Regions from separate parts of the Homo sapiens genome. Here all the other regions are linked to region 1. Evidence: read pairs that join two places in POLR2A ChIA-PET (ENCODE). Cell type or tissue: MCF 10A. All regions are shown on one strand. Links, peaks and the distances in the headings refer to the core of each region. The heading gives the core; the rest is flanking DNA.

The links. ChIA-PET counts read pairs that join two places held together with the same protein. Peaks named below come from ENCODE experiments on the same cell type or tissue, not always from the same donor. Only the 100,000 strongest peaks of a DNase experiment are listed, where the experiment ranks them.
Region 2: POLR2A ChIA-PET joins it to region 1 with 15 read pairs; 10 of 35 experiments call an interaction of 5 or more read pairs at or near these places.
Region 3: POLR2A ChIA-PET joins it to region 1 with 22 read pairs; 10 of 35 experiments call an interaction of 5 or more read pairs at or near these places.

Annotation. Positions count from the first base shown.
Region 1 is chr12:52,275,600-52,285,890 of GRCh38, reverse strand. It overlaps KRT86 (keratin 86), which reads right to left. Exons shown (of 11, transcript NM_001320198.2): 2 at 9,945-10,070. It overlaps KRT86-AS2 (KRT86 antisense RNA 2), which reads left to right and starts at 6,735. Exons shown (of 2, transcript NR_199073.1): 1 at 6,735-6,950. RefSeq lists an enhancer at 4,615-5,814. In MCF 10A, for the core only: a CTCF peak has its summit at 6,749; DNase peaks (open chromatin) are centred at 1,390, 4,820, 5,380, 6,730 and 1 weaker place.
Region 2 is chr12:52,220,205-52,230,495 of GRCh38, reverse strand. It overlaps LINC00592 (long intergenic non-protein coding RNA 592), which reads right to left. Exons shown (of 5, transcript NR_027358.2): 4 at 8,468-8,519; 5 at 6,616-7,050. It also overlaps the pseudogene TMT1AP1. Among named protein-coding and RNA genes, the nearest start is that of KRT7, 7.9 kb to the left of the region's middle. RefSeq lists an enhancer at 8,466-8,545. In MCF 10A, for the core only: a CTCF peak has its summit at 8,248; a DNase peak (open chromatin) is centred at 8,261.
Region 3 is chr12:52,333,651-52,343,941 of GRCh38, reverse strand. No RefSeq gene overlaps it. Among named protein-coding and RNA genes, the nearest start is that of KRT83, 17 kb to the right of the region's middle. In MCF 10A, for the core only: no CTCF peak of the experiment used is centred there; a DNase peak (open chromatin) is centred at 5,201.

The DNA of each region.
Region 1 (10,291 bases), core at 1,182-9,181:
ATTACCCTCCTCAGGGGTCGGGGTTAGGGAGGGTCCCCAAAGTCACATGGAGCAGCAAAAGGCCAAGCCAAGGGTCTCCAGTACAGTTTTCTATCCCCCGCCTCATAGAAGGTTCAGATTTAGCCAAGAGTTGTGCTAGGCCCCTATTTGATGTAACTTTATCCACACAACCCTAATGATACACCTTGCAGATGAAGAAGCCAGAACTCAGAGGCACTCAATAATTGGGGCAGGGTCACCCACTTAGTTGGGTGGTTCATCTGGGGTTTAAGCCCTGTGTGTGTCGCTAGTGCTCATTTCACTAAACTGCAGCTGTCTCTCAGAAAACATCTCATGCATATCTGCAAACTGATGGATCATGAAAATCAGATTCACCAATCACTCAAAGCTTGAGGCAACATCACCCATTGCTTTGGTAGGGAAGACTCATGCCTGAGTAATTTATTGGAATTCTTTAAGAGGTGAATACATGAATATGATTTAAAGTTTCAAAAAGCCTTTGATGTTGGCTTTCTTTTTTTTTTTTTTAAATGGCATCACTCTGGGGTTTTGGAGACCTGCCACAGCTGATACATTTTCCTCAAAGACAGAAAACAGCACATAGCAAGATGATGTGGCATAGAGGGGGGACACGGACTCCAGCCAGACTGCCTGGGCCCCAAGCTGGGCCCTGGTCCTTCCTAGGTGAGTGGGTTGGGCAATGTATTTACCCTCTCTGTGCCTGTTTCCACACCTCCAAAATGAGGATGATAGAAAGGGCAACCACCTCATAAGTTGATGAGTTAAAGGATTTCATATACGTAAAAGGTTTAGATGGTGCATGCCACAAAATTATCACTCTATTTTTTATCATTAGTGTTATTCTTTTGCAGAATGTAAAGTAGAAGTCCCTCTAGGGATCAGGGCCTCTTATGGCCAACCTCTTATTACATTGATATCTGTGATCAGAGATTGCAAGTACAGAGAGAAACCTCCGTGGTTACCAGGGCCATTCAGCTCCTTCATGCATGGAAGTATTAACTTGACACTGACGAGGTAGGGGAAGGGGAAGATGACAGCTCAGCCCCACTATGGGCCAAGGTGACTCCCTGAACATACATCTTTAAGCCGGAGTGAATCTCTAAACTTCCAGTCCAAGGCCCAGAAAATACAGCAGAAATGGGAGTCCCCCACCCCTACCCTTCTGGGCACTAGAAATTATTAAGAATATTAAGAGACCAGAAGTGAGTGGACTGAAAAGAACAAATTCTCCTGTAAAAGCTAGAATCAAACCAAGGTCTCTCAGCCACCCCTGATGGAATTCTGAGAGGGACACAATCCTAGAAAGTTCCAGAATTTGTGATCAATCATTCCAACCAGCCCTGTATGCTGTGACATCACACAGCTCAGAAGCTGGCCCTAGGCCAGGTGCAGTGGCTCACACCTATAATCTCAACACTTTAGGAGGCCAAGGTGAAAAGATCGCTTGAGCCCCAGAGTTAGAGATCAGCCCAGACAATACAGTGAGACTCTATCTCTATAAAATATAAAAATATTAGCTGGGCGACGTGGTGTGCACCTATAGTCCCAGCTACTTAGGGGGCCGAAGCAGGACAGCTTGAGCCCAGGAAGTTGAAGCCGCACAGTGAGCCATGTTTGTGCCACTGCCTCCAGCGTGGGCGACACAGCAAGACCCTGTTTCAAAAAAATAAAAAAACAAGAAGCAGCAGCAGCAGCAGCAGCCCCTGTCAGGAGTCCAGACCTGAGACTCAAGCACCAGCTCCATCCCTCCCTAGTTCAGAAGCCAACTACAACTCCAGTCCTGATGGACTTCTCACCTATTCCAACTTCAGCCTAGCTGGGCCTTAGTGACCTGCCGTATTTCACTCCCTCACTCTCCCTCTAGCTCTGACCCTCTCTTCCTTCCTACTCCGGCCCCACAATCCTCACCTCCCTCTAGGTTCCCATTCCTGCACAGGCTCAGACAGAGGAGCAAGGCGGGAAGGAATCAAACACATAATGCCCCGGGTGCAGAATGGTGAAGAAAATGGAACATCTCACTGTGTGACCTTTAGCAAGTCACCTCCCATCTCTGGGCCTTAGTGTATCTGCTAATGAAATACAATGTTTGGGGCTGGGCGTGGTGGCTCACGCCTGTAATCCCAGCACTTTGGGAGGCCGAGGTGGGCAGATCACCTGAGGTCAGGAGTTTGAGACCAGCGTGACCAATAGGAAGAAACCCCATCTCTACTGAAAATACAAAAAATTAGCCAGGCGTGGTGGTATGTGCCTGTAATTCCAGCTACTTGGGAGGCTGAGACAGGAGAATTGCTTGAGCCTGAGAGGTGGAGGTTGCAGTGAGCCAAGATGGCGCCATTGCATTCCAGCCTGGGCAACAAGAGCGAGACTCTGTCTCAAAAAAAAAAAAAAAAAAAAAAAAATGCTTGGATTAGGTGGCTACTAACATCCCTTACCAATTTAAAGCTCTATTATTCTTTTTTTTTTTTTTTTTTTTTTTTGTGAGACAGTTTCACCCTGTTGCCCAGGCTGGAGTGCGGTGGTGCAGGCTCAGCTCACTGCAACCTCCACCTCACTAGTTCAAGCAATTCTCCTGCCTCAGCCTCCCAAGTAGCTGGAACTACAGGTGCCTGCACCACACCGGGCTAATTTTTGTATTTTTAGTACTGACGGGGTTTCACCTTATTGTCCAGGCTGGTCTCAAACTCCTGACCTTGTGATCCACCCACCTCAGCCTCCCAAAGTGCTGGGATTACAGGCATGAGCCACCGCACCCAGTCAACTCTGTTATTCTTTGGGAGAGGTGGGACAGGATTAGGGGCTAGAGGGAAATGGGGAGTCCAGGTTTCATGCAACTGTGCAGTGTATGCGCATGTTGTTTGTATATTCATTCTGCATTGCTCAATGCCTAGAGGTAACTGCGAGTGGAGCAATATGATTGCATCCAGGTACATGCACATTCCAGGCACCTGTGTGGAAACGTGTGTGTGAGAGAGATGGTGAGGGTTTCTAAATGTGTGATTATACATGGTGGACATGTGTGCATCTATGTGCTGAAAAAGGGAGATTTGTGGGTACATGTGGATGTGAGTGCAGTGTGGGTACATGGGTAGACCCATGTGTGCTGGTGAGGTAGGGGTCACCGATGGGGAGTGGGGCTAAAGTGGGCGTAGTGATGGGCAGATGCTGCTGGGGGTCATACTAGGGAGGTGCCCTCTGGCCAAGGAGCCCTTGCTCTAACCCCTAGGCTTGCCTACTTATTCCTCCTGCCCTATGGTCACTCTCACTCCAGGTGGGGCAGATGGAGTTCAGCCACCCTTGGACTTTGGAGAGCTTTCTTTAAAGGGGCTCAAAACTTGGCCGGGCGCGGTGGCTCACGCCTGTAATCCCAGCACTTTGGGAGGCTGAGGCGGGCGGATCACGAGGTCAGAAGATCGAGACCATCCTGGCTAACACAGAGAAACATCGTCTCTACTAAAAATACAAAAACAAAATTAGCCCATCACGGTGGCAGGCGCCTGTAGTCCCAGCTATCTGGGAGGCTGAGGCGGAAGAATGGTGTGAACCCGGGAGGCGGAGCTTGCAGTGAGCCAAGATTGCGCCACTGCAGTCCAGCCTGGGCGACAGAGCAAGGCTTTGTCTCAAAAAAAAAAAAAATTGTTTCAGGGGGCTCAAAAACCTTCTAAAGAATTCCAGTAAGTGAAATAATAGTTACACTTACATAACTTCCTATGCTTTAAGCACTTTACATGCAGCAATACCTTTTCTCAAACAACCCTCTGATAGTTACTCTATTTTGCAGCTAACCTTTGGCTCAGAGGGACTAAGTAGGGAAGAAAACAAGGAAAAAGAAAGCCAAGCACAGTGGCTCACATCTGTAATCCCAGCACTTTGGGAGGCTGAGGCAGGAGGATTGCTTGAGGCCAAGAGTTTGAGACCAGCCTGGGCAGTATGGTGAGACCCCATCTCTACAAAACTTTTTTTTTAATTAGCAGAGCGTGGAGGCATGTGCCTGTAGTCCCAGCTACTGAGGAGGTTGAGGCAGGAGGATCGCTTCAGCCCAGGAGGTTGAGGCTGCAGTGAGCTATAATCCTGCCACTGCACTCTAGCCTGGGTGATAGAGCAAGACTTCATCACTACAAAAATAAATTTAAAATTAAATAAGAAGGAAAAAAAGAATCTTCACAATTTAGATCTAGAGGAGGGCAGGACTGAGGCCCAGAAACAGGTGAAGAGTTTGGACAAGGTAAGAATAAGACTGGGAACAGGATCAAGGCCCTTCCTTCCTTACTCCAGGCTGGTCTGGTTGATCTCTTACAGCTGAAATCACAGCAGGAAGGACTGCATTTAGACTCCACAAGAGACTTCCAAGGGGTTATGCAGAATGCCACATGCCAATGGTCAAAAACAGGGCCCAATACATCTCAGGACAGGACACACCAACCAGGACCATGCAGCCTCAACCCCATCACATCTACTCTGTGGCAGACCCTGAGGATGGATGAGACCTTCACTGCCCTCCTGGGGCTCAGATAGAGACATGACCACAGCCAAGTTAGCATCTGACATGTTTAAATACAACGGAGTGTGAGGCAGGCATGCAGAGCCAACAGAGGACTCACACCTTATAGTGCCCTTCTGCTGAGAAGCAATGACTGAACTGAGGACAGCCCTCCTCCCTTCAGAAGCCACCCGACTCACAAAGCTTATAAATGGGCTGGGGAATGACTCTCCATAAATGCACTGGGCAGTTTCCTCCCACCCCAGTCTGGAATGTGGCCCATGGCCAGGGGAGCCTCTCAGGGAATTAGTCTCCAAACCACAAACATTGCTTGTGATCCACAGGGCCCTGGCCCAGGAAGAAACTCAAACCTGACCCCAAAGCCCTGGGGATCTTCTGGATTGACATCAGGCAAGTCCAGGTTCGGTATTTGAAAAGGGAAAATGTGAGCAACAGTCCTGAGTGACGCAGGTTGCAGAATGTACATCCTAGATCCTGCCTACAATTCCCACAAAGTTCCCTTGTTGACATGATCATCATAGCAGGAGCTGGAGAAAATTGGGCTTGAATAGCAGAGAATCTCATGATCCCCTAGCAAAATGCAAGGAGCACAGAGCTGGACTAAAGAATCTTGAAAGAATCTTCAGGCAGCTTGTTTGCATTTGCGAGTGTTGGCAGGTCAGTATTTATCAACCAGGGCTGATGTGTGAGCCCAGTGGGGTCATGCCCCCTACCCCTCAGGAGGGTGGCATCCGGCTAGCCAAGTTTCAGTCCCATTCCTCTTGCATGAGACTTTTCTGTTTACACAAGAAGAGGGCCTTTTGGATACCTGTCCTCTGGGCAGGCACCCAGAAGAACACAGCAGACACTCTGGCACTAGAGTGCCTTAAAAAGTAAAGCCCAAGCCTCTGGCCAATGACGCACTTCAGCCCCACCCAGGGACATAGAAAGCAGAAACTATTGTTGCATTGATGATGTAATTTCATGCAATAGAAAGGAATGTGGGCTCACTGTACAGAAGCTTCTCTTGGGTCTGTGTGGCAGGGAAAGAACCCAGAAATCCAGCCTTTATCTAGCCACCCCACTCTATCTTCCGACCACCAAAATCCAATGCCTTGTAAAAACTCGGACCAACTTACACCCTGGATCTGAAGTAGAGACAGAGCTGGAGCCTCCGTCTGATTTCACAGCCCACAATTTCCTCCACCATAGTGTGTTGTTCCTCTGCCCGCCACCAGATCATATTAACACAACTCGGTGGCCCAATTGTGTGTTAAACCAGAACCCAAGCTTGGGCCACCCAATTGTGTTCATCTCTCTCCAGCCCCCATCTGCAAGGGCCACCTGTCTTCAAATGCCCCATCAGGGTGATAGAAGGCACTGGCCCAATCCCCATCTCACCCTTTTCTGTTTCTGCTCGGTTTCCTCGTCTATGGCCCACCTCCCTACCCAGAACCTCATCTCCAGGAATCCTAGAGTGTCTTCCTCACCATCCTGTCCCCTGAACCAAGCACTATGAGGCCATTCAGTAAGTATGTGTAGAGTGAATGGATGGATGGAGAATGGAATTCTCAGCTCTGCTGCCCAGAAGCTATGGGCCCCAGGCTAGACTCTTCTGCATGAATGAACCCTTTCTCTCGCTTTCCCCATGGACTCCGGGCTCCCCATCCTAAAGACTCTGGTTCTATAATATCGAATCATCATATACTTAAGTCACATAGACCCTCACAGCAGGAGGGGAGGAGGTTGCTTCCTGGTACTGTTCTCGCCCTGACCCCTCCACCGCAGCCAGGTTTGTCTGTGCTCTGGGAATGGCCTGGAGAATCCGGGTTTAAACTCCTGGCAGCTCAGACCACTCCACAACTTTTTATTGCAGAGAAGTCCCTGGAAAGAAGGGGTGGGAACAGTTCAGAGGGGCAGGGTTCTTGGTCCAGGTAAGCTGGCCACCTCTACCCAATGGCACCAGCGTCCAGGCCATCTGCACTGGGGATGGTCAGTCATAGTCCTGTAAGCTGTGCTCCAACGCCTCACGTCCCGGTGTGGGAGGCAAAAAGGAAAGATGATGTGGGGTCAGCTCTATGGGAGGGGGCATCTGACACAAGAGGGCTAAGTCTTTAGGGCAGAAGCTGAGGGTTCCTTGTCTTCTCCGGAGGGAGGCGGGAAGGGTTCAACATCTGCGGGAGCTGTGTAGCTAAAGCCCACGGACACAGCCGGGAGAGCCGCAGAGCGCGTAGCCGCCGCCAGGGGCGCTCGTCTCCAGGGCGCCGGAGCCTGCTCGGGGCTGGAGCAGGCAGGCGGAGCCCGGCTGAACGGAGGACGACTGTCCGAGGGAGGAAAGCCCTTCCTCCCCCCACCCCAAGCCCCAGAAGACAGACTTGCAGACATCTCCTCCAGATACACAGACCCTCCTCCCCACCAGGAGACAGATGTACAAACTCCCCGAAAGGAACAGGTAAACAGACCTCTCCCCAGAGAACAGACCACAGGACCCCCTTCCCCACACACGCAAACGCAGTCACCCCCGAGAGAAGAAATAGCCCCCGACAAAAGGAGAGGCACAGAGGGAGCTGTCACAGACACAGGAACAGAAACACAGCCCTTCTGCCTTCTCAAGAGGAGGCACGCCAAGGTGTGGACGGGGAAGGAGGGAATAAGGAGAATAAGATAATAAGATAAGATCCGACCATGCCAGCCTACTGTTTACTTACTGATGCTCCTTGCCCCAAATCCCAGACCAAGCCAGCGGAAAGAAGGAAGCAGGTGAGTCCATCTGTCTACTAGGTTTGGTATTCTGCATTCCCCAGGACACACACTCCTGACCCTCCCAGACAGCAGTCCTTCCACCCTGCAAGCTCCCTGGCGCTCTCTGATCACTCCTGCCTTAAATTCATATAACTCACTTTTGTTGATGACTTTTTGGAGGAAAGAGAAGACCAAAAAAAAAAAAAAAAAAACTACACTTTCTTTGGCCTGACTTGATCTTGGAAGGTGAGACCGTGAGGGAACATTTTAAACCTCTACAGGAGACCCCAGAGCAGGTAGCTCCATAATCTGAAGACTAGTGTGTGTCCCTAAAGCTGTCACTTAACCTCTCTGAAACTTACCCCTCATCTGTAAAATGGGGATAATAGGACCTCCCTGCCAGGGTTTTGTGAGGTGTTAAAGGAGGTGATCAATGCAATATGCCTGTGGCATGGGTGATCAGTTCCCCCTCCCTCCCCTAGCCTGGTGACAGCCCTTGTCTCCTACTGTTGTCTACTGAGTTGAAAGCCAAGCCCCACCTGGTCATGTAACCCCACCTTCCCCAGGCCTGGGGAGAGGGGCAGAGTTGAGAAGAAGGCACTTCACACAGAGACCTTATTCCCACTGGCTAGGCCTTGGTCCCTGCAGCTGTCTCCATGGACAAACCGGCCCCTGGTCTCTGATACTGGGGTGGATGACTATGGGTCACCCCGTCCCAGGTGCCAAAAGTACACATCAGCTAGAACTTTTTGTTCAAAGGGCTGTAAGATGGTGAGAGAAACCTAGCTCTAGAGGAACGAGTTCCTGGATACCTAGGTCATCTCTCTCCACCCTTCCCTGGCTGATGAGCGTGGTGCTGCCCTGTGCCCCTGCACTCCTCACTGCAGCCACATCTGAAGCACTTCCCAGCTGACCCATCATCCACTCTCTTCACCCTCCAGCAGCTTGTGGCAGGCAGCAATCTCAAAGTCCAGGCCCCACTTGACGATCACAGCTCTCAGTACTCACACAGCTGCTACATCACATCCTGCTTAGCTCGCTGCAGGGCAGCCTCCAGCCAAGCCAGCTTGCCCTTGGTGCTGCCAGAGCCACCCTCCTCCTGCAGAGCTGGCGGGTCCTTGACTTCCTCTAGTTCACAGGGCGTAGGGAGCGAAGGGTAGACCAAGGACAGAAGGACATTATTGGCCCTCACTCCTTCCCCCTTAAGGATCCAGACCTTGCTCTGAGGCTGCAGAGCCAATGAGGGATTGGAGATTGTCCATGGTTGCAAGGAGTGAGCACACCTGTTCCAAAACTTGTGTTTGTTTGTCTGTATGGCAAGATGAAAAGAACCTGCCCACCTGTCTACCTTCAGGGTGAAGATTTGAAACCGGCTATCTAGGATGGCTGAGAGAGAGCCTTTTACGTCTAGTATGGAGAAACTCCTAATATGAGCCAGGATCCCAGAAGCATCCAATGCTCTTTGGCATGTAATGCTGTGGTTATTGTTTCCTAAGGAAAACTAGCAAGAAGAATATCCATTCCTCACGGGAACCTAGAGTTTATACTCTTCAGGAGGAAAAATAATAAGACCTTGGTGAAGTGTATTTGCTGCTTGGGGAACCAGAACAGCTGTGGCTGGTGGGACCCTGACCATGATGGCCCACCCACTCACTCTGCCCCCTCAGAACCTCAGCAGCTTATCCCTTCTCAGAGTCACCCATTCCTGTACAAGGGAGATCTCTCTCCATGAATACCCTTCCAAGCCTGAGACACTTGCATCTGCAGAAAGCAAGAAAAGACCGGGAACAGAAGCCCTTCCCTCCATGGAGTGAGACTTGAGCCAGCGGGGGTGTGAGAGGGCTGGGAGGTGGGTGGGTTAAGAGAGGAGGCTAAGAGAGAATGGGAGAAAGAAAACATCCTGGAGGACTAGCTCCTTTCTAAGGCTCACAAATGCAAGTGCTTGCAGAGGCCTAGCTGGAAGCATCAAAAGGTGAAGGCTAAATATACATCAGGAGTACCCAGTTCCACAAATACATCTGCCCTCTCCCATTTCCTGAAATCACCAGCACCTCTTTTATATTTTCAGACTTGCATTTCTCTGGCGACATTGACTCAGCACCTTTTCTCTTCTACAAGGATAATAACTTGCAGCCAGGACAGTGATAAATGGCAAGGGACCCTCTGCCTCACATCCAAAGGATGGGATTGGGAGTGGTGGGGACTGCGGCACACCAGGCAGCCTATACCGCATGTGAAGAAGAGAGAGATGATAGAGGCCTCTCTCCTCTAGCCAAATGTTGCCATTTGAGAATCATAATTTAACATTGCCAGATCTTCACATTTTGAAATAGAACCCAGAAAACTGGGTTTCTAGGTAATATCTTGCAATTTCTGAAGATGGGCTCAAATGTAATACTGAGCGAGAAAAACAAAACACAGACATAAAAATGAACATACACAAGTAAAAAGATAATAATGTACAAACAAGCATATATCTTCATACAGATTTACCTACATGTTCATTACTTACATAAAATACACAATGTCCTAGGCAGAGGTAAGCATGATATATGCATGCAGCTGCACTGCTGTATGCTTAGACATTCACTAAGAGAAAGTGTAGCCATCTAATCCAAAGGGTAGGTGGGGAGGGGCAGTTGTCATAAATAATGGTCACCATCCCACCATGGCCACTCTGTTGCCCCCCACTCCCACCTCTCACCTGACTCTCAGCACTGCCCACCTCCACCGTCAGCCACTGGATGGCCTGATTAAGCCTGTTCAGATCCTCCTTGCTGGGCTTCAGGCTCTGCGTGTGTTTCTGCACAGTTGCCTTTAATTCCTCACACTGTGGAGCAGACGGCAGAGGGGAGCTGTAGTCAGGAGGTGAGGAGGCCAGACAGGGCTGCCCATCCACCTGCTGTCACCAGTGGTCACCTAGCTTCTCTGGGCATCCCTTTCTCCATCTGTGAAATGGGAGTGATCATTTTTCCTATCTCCAAAGGTTGTTGAAAGAACACAGTGAGCTTGCCTTGTGCCCATGGGGCCAGAAGATGCCAAAGGAAGCCT
Region 2 (10,291 bases), core at 1,554-9,553, 56 kb after region 1:
CCCCTAAAAACACGTCCTCTGACTCATAAAGAAAAAAAATATTAATTTTTTCATTATCTTGGAATTCGAATTGGAATGTGGTATATTTGTGAAAAAATAGAAACATCCTAAATGCCTGTCAATAGGGAAGTGATTAAAGGAATTGACCAATTCATTTAATCCAGTGAATTGACCATTCACTGGAATGCTATTGGTTGAAAAGAAAATCCTTTATATACTGATTGAGTTTTTAACCTTTATATATTGATTGCACAGATCACTGTGATTCTAAAAATCCTGTGGGCTCCTGTGATCCAGCTGCACCACTCCTGCCTCTCTCCCCTGAGGCTGATCCCTACTGGCCCCACAGCCACCTACTGACCTGACTCCCTTCATGCTCACTGTGGACTCTGGCACCTGGGTCCTGCTTCCTCTCCACCCCGGGCTCCCTCATTCTCAGTGCAAATGACCCACCCAGCATCTTACCCTTTGAGTTCCTTGAGCTCCTCAATTCTTTCACTGCATCCTTTTTCTCTTGCCTACACCTGAGGTCACATTCTAGATCCTAAACTGCAGGACCATTGATAATAACTCTCACTGTCATTGGTGGATTCCTCAGCTACACCAGCACCCCCAGTCCTGAACTTGGCTGTTCCGTTTTCTCCCCACCCACCACCCTCCTTTCACCTTTCTTTCCAGCTCAGGCTCCCTGACCATTACTCTCACCCTCTGACCCCTGACTCTTCAGTCCCCACGTGGATAAATCTCCAGCCCTATTCAGCCTAAACCTCAGACTCCTCTCCTCGAGCTCTAGCCTGCAAAGCATTACTGGAGAAAGCCACATCCTTGGGGTCGGGTGTGACCACCAATGCAATCCCCATCTGAGCGGTATCCCCTTTGCCACTGGGCACTTCTCTCTGCCTTTGGTCAGCAGTGTCTCCTGGGCCTCCTCGTTGCTGGCCATTGACATCCTAGCATTTCCCATGTACCTGCTGAACTTTATGGGCTTGTAGAACTGGATGTGCAAAAATGGTTCCCCTACTTCTTGGTGAGGTTCACTGTGATGTACAAAGAACAGATGGCAAGCAAGAAGCAGGAGCTCTTTGGCAACCTGCAGGAGTTTGTGGGCCCCTCCAAGAAGCTCTCCCTGCTGGAGGTGGGCTGTGGCATGGGGGCCAACTTCAAGTACTAGCCACCTGGGTGCAGGGTGACCTGTATTGACCCCAACCCCAACTTTGAGAAGTTTTTGATCAAAAGCATTGCAGAGAACCAACACCTGCAGTTTGAGCGCTTTGTGGTAGCTGCCAGGGAGAACACGCACCAGGTGGCCGATGGCTCTGTGGACATGCTGGTCTGCACCTTGGTGCTGTGCTCTGTGAAGAACCTGGAGCAGAGTCTCCATGAGGTGTGCAGAGTGCTGAGACCGGTGAGTGAGTGGGGGAGGTGTGCTAACCTGGATGGAGTATCAGGCTGCATCCGGACACCTGTGGGCTCAGGCACAGCTCACACTGAGGGCGACCTTAGACAAGTCACTTTACTCATTTGTTTGTTCATTATTTATTCAACAGACATTTCAAGAGATTTTAAGAGTGCTGACTATGTGTAGCAACACAGTTTTCCTGGAGTGGGAAAATTAGTCTCAGAGGGATTAAATGAGTTACGCAAAGACACATGGCTCACAAAAATGGCAGAGACACAACTAAACTGAGGCACCTTAATTTCTAGGCCAGAGACCTTCTCACCATGCTGCTCCATTGGTGGCTTTCAACCTGGTGTCTTCTAAATCCCATCACAGAGTCCGGTTTTCTAAAGATGAGGATTAAAAATTCCCTATAGTGCATGCCAGAACATCTCCCTTCCCTAACAAATAAGAACTTGTAAGTACACAGATAGCCATCTTTATTGGCATCATATGTTATTCAGTTCTTATTCTGGGCCCTCACAAAGTCACCTACGTGCCATTCTCTAGCCCTTTTCCCTAGTGACAGTCATTAGTCATTGTTTCTGGATAGCGGGGGAAGCATACAGGGAAAGAATGTAAGAGATGGAAGAAAGGAGTTTCTCCAAACACATTGCTTATGGCACCACAGGGTATCTTTGAACACTATTTACTTTTCAGTGTTTCTTACTTCATTGATTATAATTATAAGGGCAATTAATCAATGCAGCCTCGTCATTAAAAAGAATTCAAAAATTAAAGAACAGTGGCCAGGTGTGATGGCTCATGCCTGTAATCCCAGCACTTTGGGAGGCCAAGGCAGGCAATTGCTTGAGCTCAGGAGTTCAAGACCAGCCTGGGCAACATGGAAAACCCCATCTCTTCAAAATATAAAGAAGAAGAAGAAGAAGAAGAAGAAGGAGAAGAAGAAGGAGGAGGGGGAGGGGGAGGGGAGGGGGAGGGGAGGGGGAAGGGAGGGGGAGGGGAGGGGGGGAGGAGGAGAAGAAGAAGAAGAAGACGGAGAGGAAGAAGAAGAAGAAGAAGAAGAAGAGCTGGGCGTGGTGGTACATGCCTGTACTCCCAGTTACAGTTACATGGGAGGCTGAGGAGAGAGGATCTCTTAAGCCAAGAAGAAGAAGAAGAAGAAGAGGAAGAGGAAGAAGAAGAAGAGGAAGAAGAGGAGGAGGAGGAGGAGGAGGAGGAGGGGAGGGGGAGGGGGGAGGAGGAGGAGGAGGAAGAAGAAGAAGAAGAAGAGGAAAAAGAAGAAGAGCTGGGCGTGGTGGTACGCGCCTGTAGTCCCAGTTACAGTTACATGGTAGGCTGAGGAGAGAGGATCTCTTAAGCCCAGGAGGCAGAAGTTGCAGTGAACCAAGATTGTGTCACTGCATTCCCACATGGGTGACAGAGTGAGACCCTGTCTCAAAAATAATGATAATAATAATAACAAAACCATTAAAGAACATAGAGGGGGGAAAATTGTAGCTACTCATGTTTCCCCTGCCTGGTATTTGGAAGTTTTTCTATCTACCGCAAGTTTACTAACAGTTACTTTCATCTTTCAAGTTATATTTGAACCCCTATTTCACTATCATCATACCAAAAGCATACAGTAATGTAATCCCCTCAATTTAGATCACACCTATAGCACCTTTTATTTCCCCATCCTCACCCCCACAAGCCCCTCCATCCCAAATCCTGGATTTGGTGGAAATAACCTGTCATTTTAGTTTCAAACTATTTCTAACGGTTTTTCTTCCCTGTCTTCTCTTTCATTCATCATTCATTTATTTAATACATATTCCACTAGATGTATTGGTCTCCACTGTTTCTCATGCTATTTGTCTTTCCCTATTGTGAGTTTTAAATTGTTTTGCTCATTTGTTTTTCAAATTTAAGTTTCAATTGCCTAGACTACCTTCTTGGATAGTTTCCTTAGAAATGGTTCATGGGGATACCTTTGTATATCTGAAAATGTCTGTCTTCTCCCCTCACACTTAAATAATATTTTGGCCAAGCTTCTTAGATCTGAGAACTTTCCCCAGAAATTGTGAGTATTGTTCCATGGTCCTTGGGCTTCCCAAATTGCAAAAGATGCCTTCAGTGGCCTTCTGATTCTCTTTCCTCTTCGGGTAACTGGTTTTGTTGTTGGTTGTTTTTACATCTGGAATTTTTTAGGATTTTTTTCTTTTGAAGTTCCTTTGAAGTTCAGAAATCTCACCAACATGTGATTAGGTATGTGTCTTGTTTTTGTTACTATTTCTAGGCACTCAAAGAATGCTTTTGAGCTCAATACTCAAGTCTTCTTTAGGTCAGAGAAGTTTTCTTGTCTTGTTTCTTTCTTTATTGGCTCTACTCCGTTTGTTCCTTTCTCTTCTTCTGGAACAAATATTATTCAGATACAAGATCTCCTAGCTTTAGCATCACTGCTCTTCTCACTCATTATTTCCATTTCTTTATGCTTTTGTTTCGTGTTGCAACATAGTTCCTCCATTCGACCTTCTAGATGACCTCTCCCATGGCTCAGCAGTATTTATTCTACTTTTTACTTCCTCCGTTGAATTTTAAGATTTATTTTTAATTGCCAAAACCTCATTCTTATTTCCAGGTCATTTCTTAGTAATGTGCTGCTGGATGCCCATGGAGGTTATATTTGGTGCTGTAGATTGTTTTAAAGTTCTATTTTCTTGGCCGGGCACAGTGGCTCATGCCTGTAATCCCAGCACTTTGGGAGGCCGAGGCGGGCGGATCACCTGAGATCAGGAGCTCGAGACCAGCCTGGCCAACATGGTGAAACCCCATCTCTACTAAAAATACAAAAAAATTAGCTGGGCATGGTGGTGGGCATCTGTAATCCCAGCTACTCAGGTGGCTGACGCAGGAGAACCACTTGAACCCAGGAGGCAGAGGTTGCAGTGAGCCAAGATCGCACCATTGCACTCCAGCCTGGGCGAAAACGGTGAAACTCCATCTCAGAAAACAAAAAGAAAAACAAAAACAAGTTCTATTTTCTTTGTTCCGTTGTCCTCAGTAGGAGGCATCTGTTTGATTGTTGGTTCCATCCTTCAAGCTGGCAGCACACTGAAGAGGGAGGACAGCCCCTAAGTTCTCTCGCTGCTCCAGGTATTAACAGGTAAGGGCACTTTTCTCCCAGCTCAGGTAAACAGAGTGAGCCCCTCCTCTGCAGAGGGCAGCCAGTGTCAGCAGATTTTATGGCCAGGGCTGGATCCTTCTCTTGTCCTGAGAGAATGGATCCACCCAGCTCAGGCAACTCAGAGGATCTTGGCTCTTCTAGACAAACAAGCTTCCCCCAAGGCCTTTGGGTCCAGGGTTCTAGGAACTCAAAGCTTCTGATGAAGCTGCTTTGGGCTCTAGCAAAAGACCAAACTTCCCCATCCACCACCATTAGCTGATTAGCTTTTTATACTATTGGCTAATTTTCCCAGCAGCACGAGGAAAAAAAAAAAAAAAGTCACCCTTCTCCACTTCAACCACCACTTTCCAATATGCTCCAGAGATAGATAGATAAATATTGATATGGATATATAAATTTTTATCAAAGCTATACATGCTGGCTGGGCATGGTGGCTCCCACCTGTAATCCTAACACTTTAGGAGGCCAAGACAGAAAGATCACTTAAGTCCAGGAGTTCAAGACCAGCCTGAGCAACATAGTGAGACCCTGTTTCTACAAAAAAAAAAATTTTTTTTGAAGAGCAAAGTGGCATGCACCTGTAGTCCTAGCTACTCAGAAGACTGAAGTGGGAGGATCACTTGAACCCGGGAGATAAAGGCTCCAGTGAGCTATGATTATGCCTTTGCACTTCAGCCTGGATAACAAAGTGAGACCTTGTTTCAAAAAAACACATTTATACATGTGTGATTTAAAGAAGTAAACCATAAGACTCATTATGAAAAGTAACAGCTCTTACCTACACACGATGTCTACTCCCCAATGGCAACCACATTCAAGTTTTAGCCTTCTATTTTAAATCTTATATCCATATCTCTAAATAACATATTTATACTGCTACTTCTCGACTTTTCAGGTTTGAGCATTAACTATTGACTTCTCACTCTGAAAAGTAAGAATTTACCTCTCTTTAACAACCATCCCAGGGCCACTGTATTTCCCATCTCCCTTCATCCTGATAGAATTATTTCATTAATTGATATTCAGAGCAAAGGAGTATAGTATACTTCATTTACTTTTGGAACCATTCAATCAATATGCTTCCCTACTTTCACTTTTCCCAGAGTTAATGAATCATTCCAGAATCTCCCTCATTGATAGATTGATAGAACATGTCAACGATTCTATCAATTTCATCATCTGGAGCCATTTTCCTCAGAGTCTCTCCCCATTCCCACCTGGACTGGGTGGTCTCTAGACCTGATGCACTGCTCTCACCTTGGTACCTCCCATCACCATCATCAGGCTAAGATTTGTCTCTTGCTGGGGACTTTCTCTCTCCTACATTCTATCTCTTCCTTAGTTTACTTTCTAGTTTTGATAGAGCATATCCTCTGGTAGCTTTCTGAGGTTTGTGAGGAAAATGTGTTGAGAAAGTATGTGTCTGAATCTTTTTATTCTCATGACTAATTCATAATTTTGGCAGCTGTGGAATTCCGAGTTGTAAAATGTTTGCCCTCAGTATTTTAAGGGTGCCCATTGCCTTCTAGCCACCAGTATTGCTACTGAAAAGTCTGAAACCATTCTGATTCTAGATTTCTCATGTGAAATCTTCTCCCCCCAATCATAAGTTTGTTGAATCTTCCCTGTGCCAGTGAAATGACTCGATCTTTTGGGGATTTCGTGGGCTATTGCATCAACAAGCTCATATCTTTCAGTTCAGGAAATTTTCTCAAGCTATTTCTTTGAGTTTTCTTCCTTTACATTCTTTCTGTTTTCTCTTTCTGGGACTCTCCTTATTCAGTGCTGGAACTAACTCCTGAACTGGGTCTCTGATTTTCTAATCTTTGCTCTCCTGTTTCCTAGCACTTTGTCCTTTTTCTCTACTCTCTAGATTTCTTTCATATTCTCTTCAAAGCCTTTAACTAAATTTTTCATTTCTGCTATCATTGTTTTAACTTCCTAGGGCTCATCTTGTTTTTTGACTACACCTTTTTTATTGCATTCTGCTCTTGTTTCCAGGATGAAATATCTTCTTTTTCTGATGATATTAATAAAAGGGAGAATATTGGTATTAATTAATATTAATTTTTTTATTTTATTTATTTTTACTTTAAATAAAATTTTAATACATATTAATTTTTAAAATAATATTTTTATTTTAATATTTCCATCTTTCCATTTAGTCTCTGCTCCTAATTTTTCATTTTTTTATTTTTTGGATTGTTGTTGTTGTTTGTGGTCTGAGCTCCAAGTTTTGTATAAGGGGCTCTTCTCCAATGACTAGTGACCCATGGATGACTCACATTTCAGGGGGTGTCACTAAAGGCTGGTCGGTCACTCCATAAGCATGAATGAGGCATGTCCACCTCGGCGAACTAAACTGTTCACATGGAGAAATCACAGTGCCAATGTTTCGGGGTTTTTCCTTTTCAGCTGGTCATGCGCAGAGAAGAATCTTCCAAATGGCTGCCTAGAATGTGCAAGCTTGGCTTCCAGCATTCTGGAAACAAAATGAAAGAAGAGGACAGAGGGGTCTCAGCATTCAGTTGTAAACCTTCACTTACTCTCTTATCTTTTCAGTAAGGTGCCTATTCCCTCAATAGGATGTACCGTACCTTGTTACAAAGACCCTCTATCTAGCCATCTCTGGAGAATAAACCTCTGCTGAGGAGAGGAGGGACAGAATTTGGCTATTCTGAGTGGGGTAGGGGATCCCAAGTTCAAATGGCTTATTAAACAGACTTCAACCAATCCTCAAAGATTTTTTTTAAATCAACTTTATTGATTTAAAGTTGATTTAAAATCAACTTTACAATTTCCTCATGTCTCTGTGTACACTGTTAACTAAAACAAAATAACACATGTGGTTACCATAAGGGCCTCAGCAACTTGGGGGCTCAAGGCCTGTCCATTATCAGTCAGGTTCAATAAGGAGACAATACCCACACCAGTTCTTTGAACAGAGTAAAGAATTATTAACTAAGGCTGGCACGGTGGCTCACATCTGTAATCCCAGCACTTTGGGAGGCAGAGGCAGGTGGATTTCTTGAGCCCAGGAGTTGAGACCAGCCCAGGCAACACTGCAAAACTCCGTCTTCACAAAAAATTAAAAAACTAGTCAGGTGTGGTGGTGTACATCTATAATTCCAGCTACTCAGGAGACAGAGGCAGGGGGATGGCTTGAGTCCGGGAGGGAGAGGTTGCAGTGAACCAAGATCACGCCACTGCACTCCAGCCTTGGTGACAGAATGAAACCCTGTCTCAAAAAATAAATACATAAATAGAATTATTAACTAGGTTTAGAGTTGTTGACTGGGTAAGTGAAAGAGTAACTAACTCTAAAATATCACAGAACTAGCAGAAGTAGCTACCATAGCTAGGGGTGAGGTGACAGAGGGAAGAAGTTAGAGGTTATGAAAACTTGGAAACTTAGAGGAGGAGCCCCTGAAACTCAAACTGTTAAGGAGGAAGCACTGCTCGGCAGGTGCTAAAAGCAGGGCCCTGTGGGCCTGGGGCCCAGAGCTCTGAGAAAGGGGTAGTACAGTACCAGTACCAGGCTGGCTGGTGCTGGCATCTCTGAGTGGGAGGGCACAATGAGGCTGATTCTCCAAGTGTAGGGAAAACTGCCAACCGGATGGCAGGGTGAAGACGCACTGCCCACAAGAACAGCAAGCAGATGGGATGCCCACAGAAAGCAACGCCTCGAAGTCTCCCTCTGGCGCCCCCTATCTGCACATCCCAGCCAGAAGCCAGCTGACAAGGCACATGTGAGCCGTATGAGTCGGCTCCAGCACCCCAAAGCTGAAAGTCTAAGTGTGGGTTTGGAGCTAGAGACAGTAACTTAGTAACTGTCACACTCATCAGCTGGCAATGCCACCTACTCTGCATCACATTTTCCCTGAGCCAGTGAGACTTACCCATGTTTTTGGCATTTGCACCCATATCACCAAGGCTTCTTCAGCACAGCCCCTGAAACCATCAGCTGAGTGAGTCATGGGTTAGAGTAATTGAAACGCCCTGGTTTTGGCTTTCTGAGTGAGTCGTATAATGCAAACACCTGTGTATCTTCCATTCCTACCATCATTCCTGGTATATAGCAGGTACCCTTTAAATGTTTCTTGAATAAAGCCAAGCCTGTATTCAACTATGTGCTGATTAAACCAAGATACTGTTGCCTAAAAAAGCACCAACTATTTTTTTAGATAATAATATGCTATTACGGTTTAAGTCTGGCATTCAAATTAGGGCAACCCTTTAGAAAAACAATTTGGTTAAAAGCCATATCCATGAAGATATCAATCACGGCATTATTTATAGAGTGAGAGAAAGTAGCTCATGTGTTCTACAACAGAGGCGTGGTTAAGTTGTGAAACCATCTCTCATTAGCATAATATGTCTGCATGTAAAATCAGAGTTATGGGAATAGTGTTGTACTATCAAAAAAAAAAATACTTACGCCTTGGGAAGGCTGGATATCACAATGGGTAGAGCAGAGATTTCAGAGTCAAAGATATCCAGGTTCCAATCCTAGCTCTATCACTTATCCAAAGTGCAACTGAGACTCCCTGAGCCCTGGTTTCTTTATCTCTAGTGTCAGGAAAATGCCTGCTTCCCAGGATTATGTTAAGGATTAAATGAGAAAGAGAAAACAATCTATACAGATCTTGGTATGTGCCAGGTATTTCATAAGCAGTGAATGTTTTTATTGTCTTAAGTAAACATGGAGAATGGAAAGAGGTAGCAACACTATACTTACAATTATGCTTAAAAGAAAAACAGGTGCACTGGAGGAAAAAACTAAAATGAAATATGTTTAAATACTAAACAATGGTTGTACTGAGGGCTGGAATTATGATTGACTCCCTTTCTCTGTTCTCCAAATTATGTCATAATTCAATATATATATTGGGTCTCTGCCCCCAGCACTTGACACAGAACTCCTAAACCCTTGTAATAGCCTGAGTGATAGGGGTGCTAGGAGCAACTTTTTTTCTAATATTTAGTCTTCAATCCCTGTTCCTGACACAGAGCTCCTAATTTCCTGGACAATAGGAGTGGGGTTTTGGTTCTAATGAGCTGACTGCCAGTGGGCTCCTGGAGAGCATCAGGATAGGGGCTGGTCATAAGAAAGGTCAATGTCTGATTAGAAGCTTGGAACTTTCAGCCCCATTCCCCACGCTCTGGGGAGGAGAGTGGGGCTAAAGATTGAGTAATAATTGATAATGCTTATGTGTTGAAGTGTCCATAAAAATCCCTAAACTATGAGGTAGGAGAGCTTCCAGGTTGGAGAATGCATCCATGTGCCAGGAGGGCGGTGCCTCGCAACTCCACAGGGACAGAAGCTCCTGCACTCAGGACCCTTCCAGACCTTGTCCTATTTCCTCTTCATCTGACTATTCATGTCTGTCTTCTATAATCTCCTCTATGATAAACCAGTAAACCTAAAGAAAGTGTCTCTGAGTTCTGTGAGCCATTAAATTATTGAACCTAAGGAGCGGGTTGTGGGAACCCTGGATTGGTGGCCAAACTACACAGAGGTGTGAGTACCCAGTACTTGCGATTGGCATCTGAAATGGGAGCAGTCTTGTGGGACTGAGACTTTAACCTGCAGGCTCTCCCCTACCCTGGGTAGTTAGTGTTCAAACTAAATTAAATTGTAGGACACCCAGTTGGTGTCTGCAGAGAACTGGAGAATTGTTTTGTGTAGAAAACTCACACATTTGCTGTCAGAAGTGTTGTGC
Region 3 (10,291 bases), core at 1,248-9,247, 58 kb before region 1:
CATACTATGCATACTAGGCAAATAATGATCCCCCCAAAGGTGCCTGCACTAGAGGGATTTGAAACATGAGAAGGACTCAACCCGCTATTATGGCTTTGAAGATGGAGGAAGAGGGGGCCACAAGCCAAGGAATGTGGATAGCCTCTGGAAGCTGAGAACAACCTCTGGCAGCCAGCCAGCAAGAGAACAGGGACCTCAGTCCTGCAACCACAAGGACCTCAATTCTGCCAAAAGCCTAAATGTCCCTGGAAACAGATGCTCCCCTGGGGCCTCCAAAAAGAAATGCAGCCCTGCCGACACCTTAACATCAGCCTTTTAGGTAGTAAATTTGTGTTGTTTTAAGTTGCTAAGTTTGTGGGCATTTGTACAACAGCAATTTTTAAATGTACATACCATGACTCTTCCTTACCTCTGGTGCTGGGGCACTGAAGCCCAGGACAGAGTATCCCAGACCAGGAATTAGGAGACCTCTCACTCTAACTCTGCCACCAACCAGACCACTTTGCCTCATTCTCACTGAATTGCATTGTAAAACAAGACAGGAGAAATACATTAGCAGTGGTACACTGGCAGCTCCAGGCCCTATCAGGCCCACAGGCATGTCTTACTTGCCTTGCACACTGTTTTATAGAGATCTGATTAGTTGCCAACACTTAATAACTGAGTGGTTTCAAGTAAGAATCTGGATCTCTCTGACCCTCTTGACATACCAGAAGTTCTGGCAAGGCTAGGTAGGCCTGTGGCTGGAGTGAGCAGCAGCTACTGTCCCTCTAGGTGGGCATGCCTCTCAAGTTTGGCTTCATTCATGTGACCCACCAAGCCCCCGTTGAAGTTTGCATTTACCAGCCCTAAAGCAGGTGATTTCTTCTCCAACCCTAACCTCTTGGGAGTACAAGCCTGGTACAAACCCTCAACTGTCCAATTGTCCGTGCTTGAGGGACAAGGAACAAAAACTCTGATTATCCAAAAGGCATCTGCCTTGGATTTCAACATGCAGACCCAGGTCATGGGACAGCCCTCTGGCAGGATTAAACCCACCATATCAATGCACTTTGTAGTCTGGAGCTCAATGCAGTTTGGAGCCTGCAGGAAGAAGGCTGGAGGGAAGAGGGTGGCCATCAGCAACCCCAAGGGAGGGAAAAGCCAGCCTGGTGCAGTGGTATAAGTTCCTCTCCCCAGACCCAGAACTGGTTCCTCTCAACGGAGAGAGCAGCATTCATGGGTGATGCCCAAAAGGCCACATGCAGAGACCCCTTTGAGCATGCACTCTCAGGGTTCTCACTGTGCTTTTGAGCAAATTAGGAAAAGATGCCTCCAGCCCCCTGCCAGGGCACATGGCTCTGCAAGCAAAGCCTGGGCTGGATTTCAACCTCCCCTGCTCTTGCTAGGTGTCCTTGTGCAATGAATAACCTGCCTAACTCTACAGTGAGCTTCTTTGTGCTGATGGAAGGGAAGAGTAATCTGGACAGCCAGCGGTATGTTAACAATGGACACCCAGCACCTCTGTGTGCAGATATGCCCACTTCTGATGTAGCGTTGATCTGAGAGCAGAACTTCCACCCACCATCGCCCTGGTTTGTGCCTTCTTATGCAGTCCCAGGGTGTAGATATACACACCATTCAGCCCTGGAAGACGAGCTTCTCCTCCTTTAAACTTTGGTGGCTGTCCTCCCCCAAAGACTGTGAGCTCCTAGGGAGGGCATCATTAGGTTAAAGGAAACCAGAGCTATACACTCAACCAGGAGGACTCTGAAACTGCAGCATCAGAAAAGTCAATTCAACAGCCTCTCCCTGGACCATGCTTTAAGTTTCTCAACTCACTGCCTTTAATCTATGCATGTGCTGCAGGGTATAAAGTGCCTCGGGCAGAAGTCCTAAGGGTTCACAGCCTTCCTATGATGTCCCCACCACGGAGGAGCAGGCAAGGAGCCTCTGACCCCTCTGCATCCTGGCTCCTGCTCCATGCTAGGGACGGTAGCATCTCCTCTAAGCGGGAGGTCAGACAGGCCTAGGCAGAGTGGCCCGCTCTGCCACACTGTCCTACTGCGTGCCGGTGAGATCGGGAAGATGGACGGTGCACACACATCATGCTTGCTGCTTGCCTGTGAGCAGCAGCAGCAAACACCCCTCTTCTGTCTGGTGGTTTCAGATTCATTTTGCATTTGACTGACATGGCAACATTTGAAAACCAAGACCCTGATTCAGCCACGTTCTCACAGCCACGTGCTAGTCAGTAACAGGAGAATTAGAACCACCCTATCATCGGGTTCCAAGTCCCTTTCCCCTTCCTAAGCCACAGTCCCAGGAAACAGCTCACAGACCCACCTTGTCAATGAAGGCAGCAAACTTGTTGAGACACCTGATGTGCTCCTTCTCCTCATGCTTCACACACTGGGCATTGGGGTCGATCTCTAGGTTGAGGGGCATGAGGAGGCTCTCGTTGATGGTAACAGATGTGATGCGGGGTGGGCTGGGCCTGCAAAGGCCCCCTGCCCAGTAGCCAAACCTGCCCCTGCTGTGTAGGGGCCATCTACAACTCACCGCGATCCGGGGAGACCCCACCGTACACAGGCTCTGACTGCCAAAGCCTCCGAGGCGCCTGGAGCCTAGCCCCCCAGGGCTGACCCCATGATGGGCCATGGCACTGACACAGCTGTGATACCCAGGCTTGGGCACAGTGGCAGAGCGGGAGCTGAAGTTCTTGACCCCGCAGCCAGAGCTGATGTGGCAGGATTGGCTCGCCATGCCTCTGTTCTGCGGGACAGTCCCCTGGACTGAGGATTGAAGGATGACACGGTCTCACATGGGAGGCCTGTTACTGCTCCTGCCTTTTATTGGGCAGGGGACAGGCCTCCTGACAACATAAAGGCAGAGAACATTATTAATGCCATTTATGAGCATAGGAATCTCCCGCTAGGCAGAACGCAAGGGAAACTGCAACCTGCCTCTTTTAATAGGCATATCAAAGAGACCCTGCTTCCCAATAAACCTGCCCTTGCCATTCCAACCTCACAGGCCTAGACATATCTATCAAGCCCCTAATTCCCCTCCAACCTGTGAGAGGACCAGGAATCATCATCCCACCAGTCAAGTCGAGGCTTGAGCCAGCACATTCTTGAAACTCCAAGCTATGTCCCACGAGGTTTCCACCAAGCCCATCCTTTCAGGTTAGGCACTTGTGGTTCAGACCCTTCAAGCCTTTCCCTATGATTGCTATTAGCTACAATTCGTCTTATAGGGTGGCCATTGGACTTTGTGTTGCTCCTCTTGAAGGCAGAAGTCATGTCTGTTCACCTTTATATCCCCTCTGGCAACTAGTAAATACCAGGTCCCCAGGCAGCCTTGGTTGAAATGAATGGACTGGACTCAGGAGGGAGGGGCCAACGTCTGCAGAGCATCTTTATCTAGTCCACAAACACTGACTGACCCTCCACTATGTGCCAGGCCTGGTCACTGGCCTCAGGAGCCGGCCTGGAGCAGGTGCCTTCATTTGGCAGGTAAGGTCCCACCAGAACAGGCCCTCAACTACAGGCTGGGGGAAATAAAGCTAGGTGGACAGTTTGCCTTTGAAGAACCTGACCTCACTGAAGAAACAGAGGCAGGGAAGAGTCACAGCCAGAGAAGGAAAGATGACCAGGTAAGGGGCACAGATAGCATGTTCTTAGCCTTCCTAGGAAGGTCACTTATAGCTGGCCAGAGGGTCACAGAAGAGGCAAGACCGAAGTCAGGTCCCAGAGGATGGCAACTCTTCAGGGAGAACAGAGGCGGGGGTGCAGAGTCTCCAGGCAGAGCACAAACCTAATTCCCAGAGAAATAAACCAGTGCATGAGATCCTTCACAAAGCAGGGCCCTCGGCCAGGGACAGCCCACCCCTGCCTCCCACCCCATCCTATAGGGCACTTTCTGTGTCACACCAAGAACAGGATGGAAATGGGACTGCCTTTTTATACAGCACAGCAGCAGTCTTGAGGCAATTATGCCAAACCGCCTCAGCCCCAGGCCCTTGAGTAGAGCTCTCTGTGCATGAAAACAAGAATAAAAAACAATCTTCTGGAGCTCTCTCTCAGAGAAGCAGGCTTGAACAAGGGGCACTAGAAAAGAGCCAAACACCACAGGAAAGAGTAGGAGTCTTCCTGGTCTTTTTCTTTCACATGCGTGCACACGCATACACATATACATGCACACACATGCATGCATGCACACATTCCTCACAAGAGAAAGACACAGAGGACAGAGTCACAAGCTAGGAGCAGAGCGTAAGGATGGACGCAGAGGGAGCAGGTTCCAGCCCAGCCCCAGGAAGCATCAGTCTGAGATGAGGGCCTTGTTTCTGCACCTGCAGCACAGAGCTCCAAGGGGAACCAAGACAACAGAGGAGGCCTGGGGAGGCACCCTCACCACTTGCTGGCCACAGAAGGACAACTCCCACACTAACCCTAACCCATGGGGAAGAGTTGAGTGTGTCTGAAGGTGAGAGGGTTCCTCCATGGTGGACACACTAAACAAGGGAAGCAAAATAGAAACCAGAGTTCAAAGCTGATGCTCTGGAGGGGCCTGTCTCGTGCTGGTCTCTATTTGTTTCTTTCAGTCAACCAGCATTTACTGAGCACCCACTATATGCCAGGCACCTTTAGATAAACTGGGAATATACCAGTAAATAAAATAGACAAAAACACATATTTTTGTGGGTTCACATTACAGTGGGAGAGACAAATTGTAAACTTAGATAAATAAATTATATGTTGGATGGCGATAAGTGTTACAGAAAGAAGAAAGAAACCGGCTAAGGGAAATCAGGAGAGCTGGAAGAAAGAGTGGGTACAATTTTGGCTGTGGTTATTGTAAGCTCCACTGAGAAGGGGACATTTGGACAAAGGTTTTAAGGGGGTAAGGGCAAGCCACATGTGCCGAGGAAAGAGCTTGTGCAAAGACCCACAGTGGGAACAAACAGGCCTGGTGTTCCCACCAAGAGCAAGGAGGCTGGTGTGGTTTTTGCAGTGAGAGTGAGGGAGTGAGTATGGGCATGGTCAGAGAGATACAGCGATGAGGAGTCTCCACACAGGTCATGGAAGGCCAGTGAGCTGTTGTAAGGACATCTGTTCCCACACAGAGTGCGGTGTAGAGCCTTGGAAGGTTTTGTGCACAGGACTGACATGACCCGACTTGTTTAAATGATCACTCTGACAGCTGCCTGGGAAACAGACTGTAGGCGACATGACAGTGAAAGGAGGGAGAAGGGTCAATCCTAGGAGATGGCAGAGGCTCCTGCCAGGGAGAAGGGTATGAGAATCCCTGGAGGGCGTGAGAGGTGGCCAGCTATGGATAGAATTTGAGGAAAGAGCCAACTAGATTTCTTGACTCACTGGATTTGAGATGTGAGCCAGGGGGAAGAGTCAAGAACGCCTCCACACTTTCTGGTAGGTTAAACTTGTCTCTGCAACAAAGATAAGCAGTAGCACACTGAGACAAATGCCAAGGCGAGTGCCCCAAATGCTCAATGCTCATCGTGGCTTTGCTGACTCGTGCAGCCTGGCACAAGTCACCTACCCTCTCTGGTCCCCAGTGTTCTCAACTGTACAAGCAAGAGTTGGACCGGCTGACTTCAACATTTCCTAAGGAAGCCATGCAGTCTCCTTTTTGTTGGAAATCCTTGAGAGTCACCTTGGCATTTGTCCTCTTTCCAGGCTTAAGAACCAAGAGATCACTATCTATCCAACCTCAGAGCCCCCGTCTTGTTCCCTAAGTACCAAGATTTCTTTTTTGTTTTGTTTGTTTGTTTTGTGCGTGTGCTTACATTTTCAACCCAGTCTGATTGAGGAATAATTGTCATACAAAAAGCTATACACATTTAATCTATACAACTTAATGAGTTTGGAGATGTGTACACACTAGTGAAACAGTCACCATAATCTACGCGATAAATCTATCCATCACCTCCAAAAGTTTCCTTCTACCCTGTTTATTTATTTATTATGTGATAAGAACACTTAACATAAGATCTACCTGCTGAGCAAATTTTTAAGTATACAATACAATATTTTTAACTATGGCACTATGCTGTATAGTAGATCTCTCAGACCTATTCATCTTATATAACCAGCACTTTTTATAGTTATACTGTTCTATTTTGAGCTGATAACTTCAATCACATGCAAAAACTCTATACTTGTACTCCCTCTCCCCAACACTTTATGTCAGGATTCACTTCTTTTTATATTGTGTATCCATTAACCAATTTTATGGTCATAGGTTATTCCTCATACTTTTGTCTCTTAACTTTTATGCTAGAGCTAAAAGTGATTTACATATTACCAATGCAATATTATATTATTCTGAATTTGTCTATATATTTATGTTTACCAGTAAAATTTATATTTTTCTGTACTTTCAGGTTGCTGTTTAGCATCCTCTTGTTTCAATTTGAAGAACTCCCTTTAGTACTTATAAGGCAGGGCTAGTGATAAACTCCCTCAGCTTTTGTTTGTCTGAGAAAGTATTTATCTTTCCTTTATTTTTAAAAGACAATTTTGCCAAATATAGTACTTTTTGGTTGGTGGCAAAGTAAAAACTTTTGCTTGGAGCAAAGTAAAAACTTTGCACACTTTGAGTATATCATCCCACTTTTTCTAGCTTGCAAAGTTTCTGCTGAGAAATCTGCTAATAGTCTTGGGCAGTGAGGAGGAAATTTTCCTTGAAAGTGATGAGTCATTTTTCTCTTGCTACTTTCAAAATTATCTTTTTGTCTTTGACTTTTGACAATTTAATTATAACGTGTCTCAGTGTAGACCTCTCCAGGTTCAACTATTTAGGGTCCTTTGGGCTTTATGAATCTGGATGTCCATTTCCTTCCCCACATTTGGAAAATTTTCAGCCATTATTTATTTCAATAAATCTTTTGTACATTTTCTCTTTTCTTTCTAAAACTCCTATGATGCATATATTGGTTTGTTTATGGTGTCCTGTAAAAATACCAGAGTTTTTGTCACTCTTTTTTTTTTCTTTTTCTTTCGTTCCTCTGACTGGCTAGCTTCAAATGACCTGTCTTTGATCTTGTTGATTCTTTCTTCTGCTTGATTGCATAGGTTGGTGAAGCTCTCTACTGAATTTTTCAGTTCAGTAACTGTCCTTCAACTCCAGAAATTCTGTTTGGTTCTTTTTTGTGGTTTCTATCTCTTCCTTGAACTTCTCATTTTATTCATGTGTTGCTTTCCTAATTTGCTTAGTTGTCTATCTGTGTTCTCTTATCATTAACCAAACTTCTTTAAAACTATTATTTTGGGCCAGGCACGGTGGCCCACACCTGTAATCCCAGCACTTTGGGAGGCTGAGGCAGGTGGATCACCTGAGGTCAGGAGTTCAAGACCAGCCTGACCAACATGATGAAACCCTGTCTCTACTAAAAATACAAAAATAAGCTGGGTGTGGTGGTGGGCACCTGTAATCCCAGCTACTCGGGAGACTGAGGCAGGAGAATCACTTGAACCTGGGAGGTGGAGGTTGCAGTGAGCTGAGATTGTACCATTGCACTCCAGCCTGGGTGACAGAGCAAGACTCCGTCTCAACAACAACAACAACAACAACAACAACAACAACAAAAAAAAAAAAAAAAAAAAAAAAAAAAAAAAAAACCATTATTTTGAATTCTTTGTCAAGCAGATCATAGATCTTCATTTCATTAAGATCAGTTACTGGGGCTTCATTTTCTTCCTTTGATGACATCATGTTTCTCTGATTTTTCATTATCTTTGTAGCCTTACATTGATGTCTGTGCATTTGAAGAAGCCGTCACCTCTTCCAGTCTTTTTAGGCTGGCTTTGGCAGGGAAAGCCCTTCAGCAGTCACCCCAGTCAGCAATCTGGGTGGGCCTGGTGCCAGAGTCTACAGGAGGGTGTGCTCAGTGCCAGGGTCCTCAGACAAGTGGGCCTGGTGCTAGGGTCCAGAATCCATAAACAGACCTGGTGACGGGGTCCTCAGGTGGGGCTAGTGCTGGGGTCCACAGACTGGCAGGTTTGGTGTCAAGGCCCATAGGTAGGCCCAGTGCCAGGGTTTGTGGGCAGATAGGCTTGGTGCCAGGGTCTGCAGCTGAGCGGGCCTGGTGCCAGGATCTGGGATCATCAGTGGGGCCTGGTGCCAGGATCTACAGATGGACCTAATGCCAGGGGCCAGAGTCTATGGTTATATGGGCTTAATGCCAGGGTTTGTAGAAAAGTCAGAAGTTCACTTCACTCTCCCTTTCACAGCAGAACTCTCAGGCTGAGAGGATCTCTCTCTCTCTCCCTCTCTCTCCCTCTCTTTGCTCTCTGCATTGTGCTATGTAAGCTTGGGGGAGGGGTGACATCGGTAAAAAGAAGCTGTCCTTCTTACCCTTTTTCAATACACGTTACATCTTTTCTTATTTCTTTGCCCTACACAGGTGCTATAAACTCTCACCTGGATTCTAGAGCTCTCATAAAGATATTTTTGCCCATAGAAGGTTGTTAAATTGGTATTTCTCCGGGGACATCAAGGGCTGGAACTATCCCACTATCTTGCTGACATCACTCTCCCAATATTTCTTGTAGTTGTTCTCCATCATTTCTACACGTTTTTTGGTCCCCCGAATGTGATATTATCTGAGCCCTAGGCCTCTAAGCCATCAAGATGAAGCCTCAGTGTCATGCCTTTGACCTCTAGCTCACCAAATGACATTCTCCTGCTTTTCAAGAGTGACCATTTTCACTCTGATGAGGAAGAAAGAAGCAAATTAGGCCCCGAGTGCTTTCCTTTGCTTCTTCTATTTGCTAATGTCACACTCTCTTCCTCAACCAATAGATCTGTTCCTCACCTTGTGCCCCATTCCTCACCTGTGCATCCCTGAGCTGCTTCTGGTTTCAAGAATTACTTGCAGAAAATAAAAGCCAACTTACTTTGTTGTCTTTGAAATTGATATTATGTAGCCTGCCTTCAGGCTGTTATAAAGGTAGCCTTTTAAAATCTGGGTTCAGGCCAGGCACAGTGGCTCACACCTGTAATCCTAGCACTTTGGGAGGCCGAGGTGGGTGGATCACTTGAGGTCGGGAGTTTGAGACCAGCCTGACCAACATGGAGAAACCCCATCTCTACTAAAAATACAAAAAAATTAGCCGGGTGTGGTGGCGCATGCCTATAATCCCAGCTACGGGAGGCTGAGGCAGGAGAATTGCTTGAACCCGGGAGGCAGAGGTTGTGGTGAGCCGAGATTGCACCATTGCACTCCAGCCTGGGCAACAAAAATGAAACTCCATCTTAAAAAAAAAAAAATCTGGGTTCAAATATCTCTTTCTTTAGCAACATTGATTTCTTTACATGCCTAGCTCCTTCCTTTTTCATTAAAATTATTTATGAAAATACTTGCAGAATTTTATTTTATATTTCTTCCTCTTCCTAGGGTCTCTTACTATGTGTCATACCAATAATTTCTTGAAATTTAATTATAAAACATACTTTTCTAGAGTTACGGTCCAAAAATGTTCTTCCATTGCTGTGATGGAAAAGCAAAGAACAAGGTTTCTTTCTCTTAGGTTTATTTATTGTCATATCAGCAATTAGAGCTTTTTGGACCAGGAAAGCACTTAGTCTCATGGATTCCTCTGCCCTCTGGGAGATAAAACTGTTGGGGAGGGATCTCAATAATTGCAGGCGCTCTGTTCCTAACATCTGTGTTCAGGTATCTGCACGTATTCTGATACAGGAAATTGTTCATTCAACAATATTAAAGCCTTACAGTCTGTAGTTTTTAAAGCATCATCTCCATTCTCTGGTGAGGTAGTTTTCTGTGCAGTTTTGCTTCTTAGAAAAAGAAGCAAAAGTATTTATCATCACTTAAATACTTCCTTCCTTGATTTCATAAGATTTTCAAATGCCTTCTTCATAGTCTGTCCTTAAGTCATGAGTTCCACCCCAACAACCGATGAATTTACAATTATCTCTTTTTGTTAACATTCCATGTTTACCTGCTAATTCCCTATATTCATCATGCTTTTTCAGAATTCAAGGAAGACCCATGTCTCAGCAATTTAGATGATGGGGGAATATGATGAGGCTACCTGAGGACATTAGGGAGAAAAGACATCTATCTCAGCAGTAGCATCACGGTGTGCAAAGACTAATGGGAGAAGGCTTATCATTGTTCAGTATCAACGGCATCTCCAGTAGCCCACGTGGGGTGTCATCTTCTCAGGAGCAGCTCCCCCCACTTTCTCTGAGAGGGCTGTGCTTGTATATTCTCAAAGATAGAAAACTGGGTTGGGCTAGTAGATCTGCATCTCATATG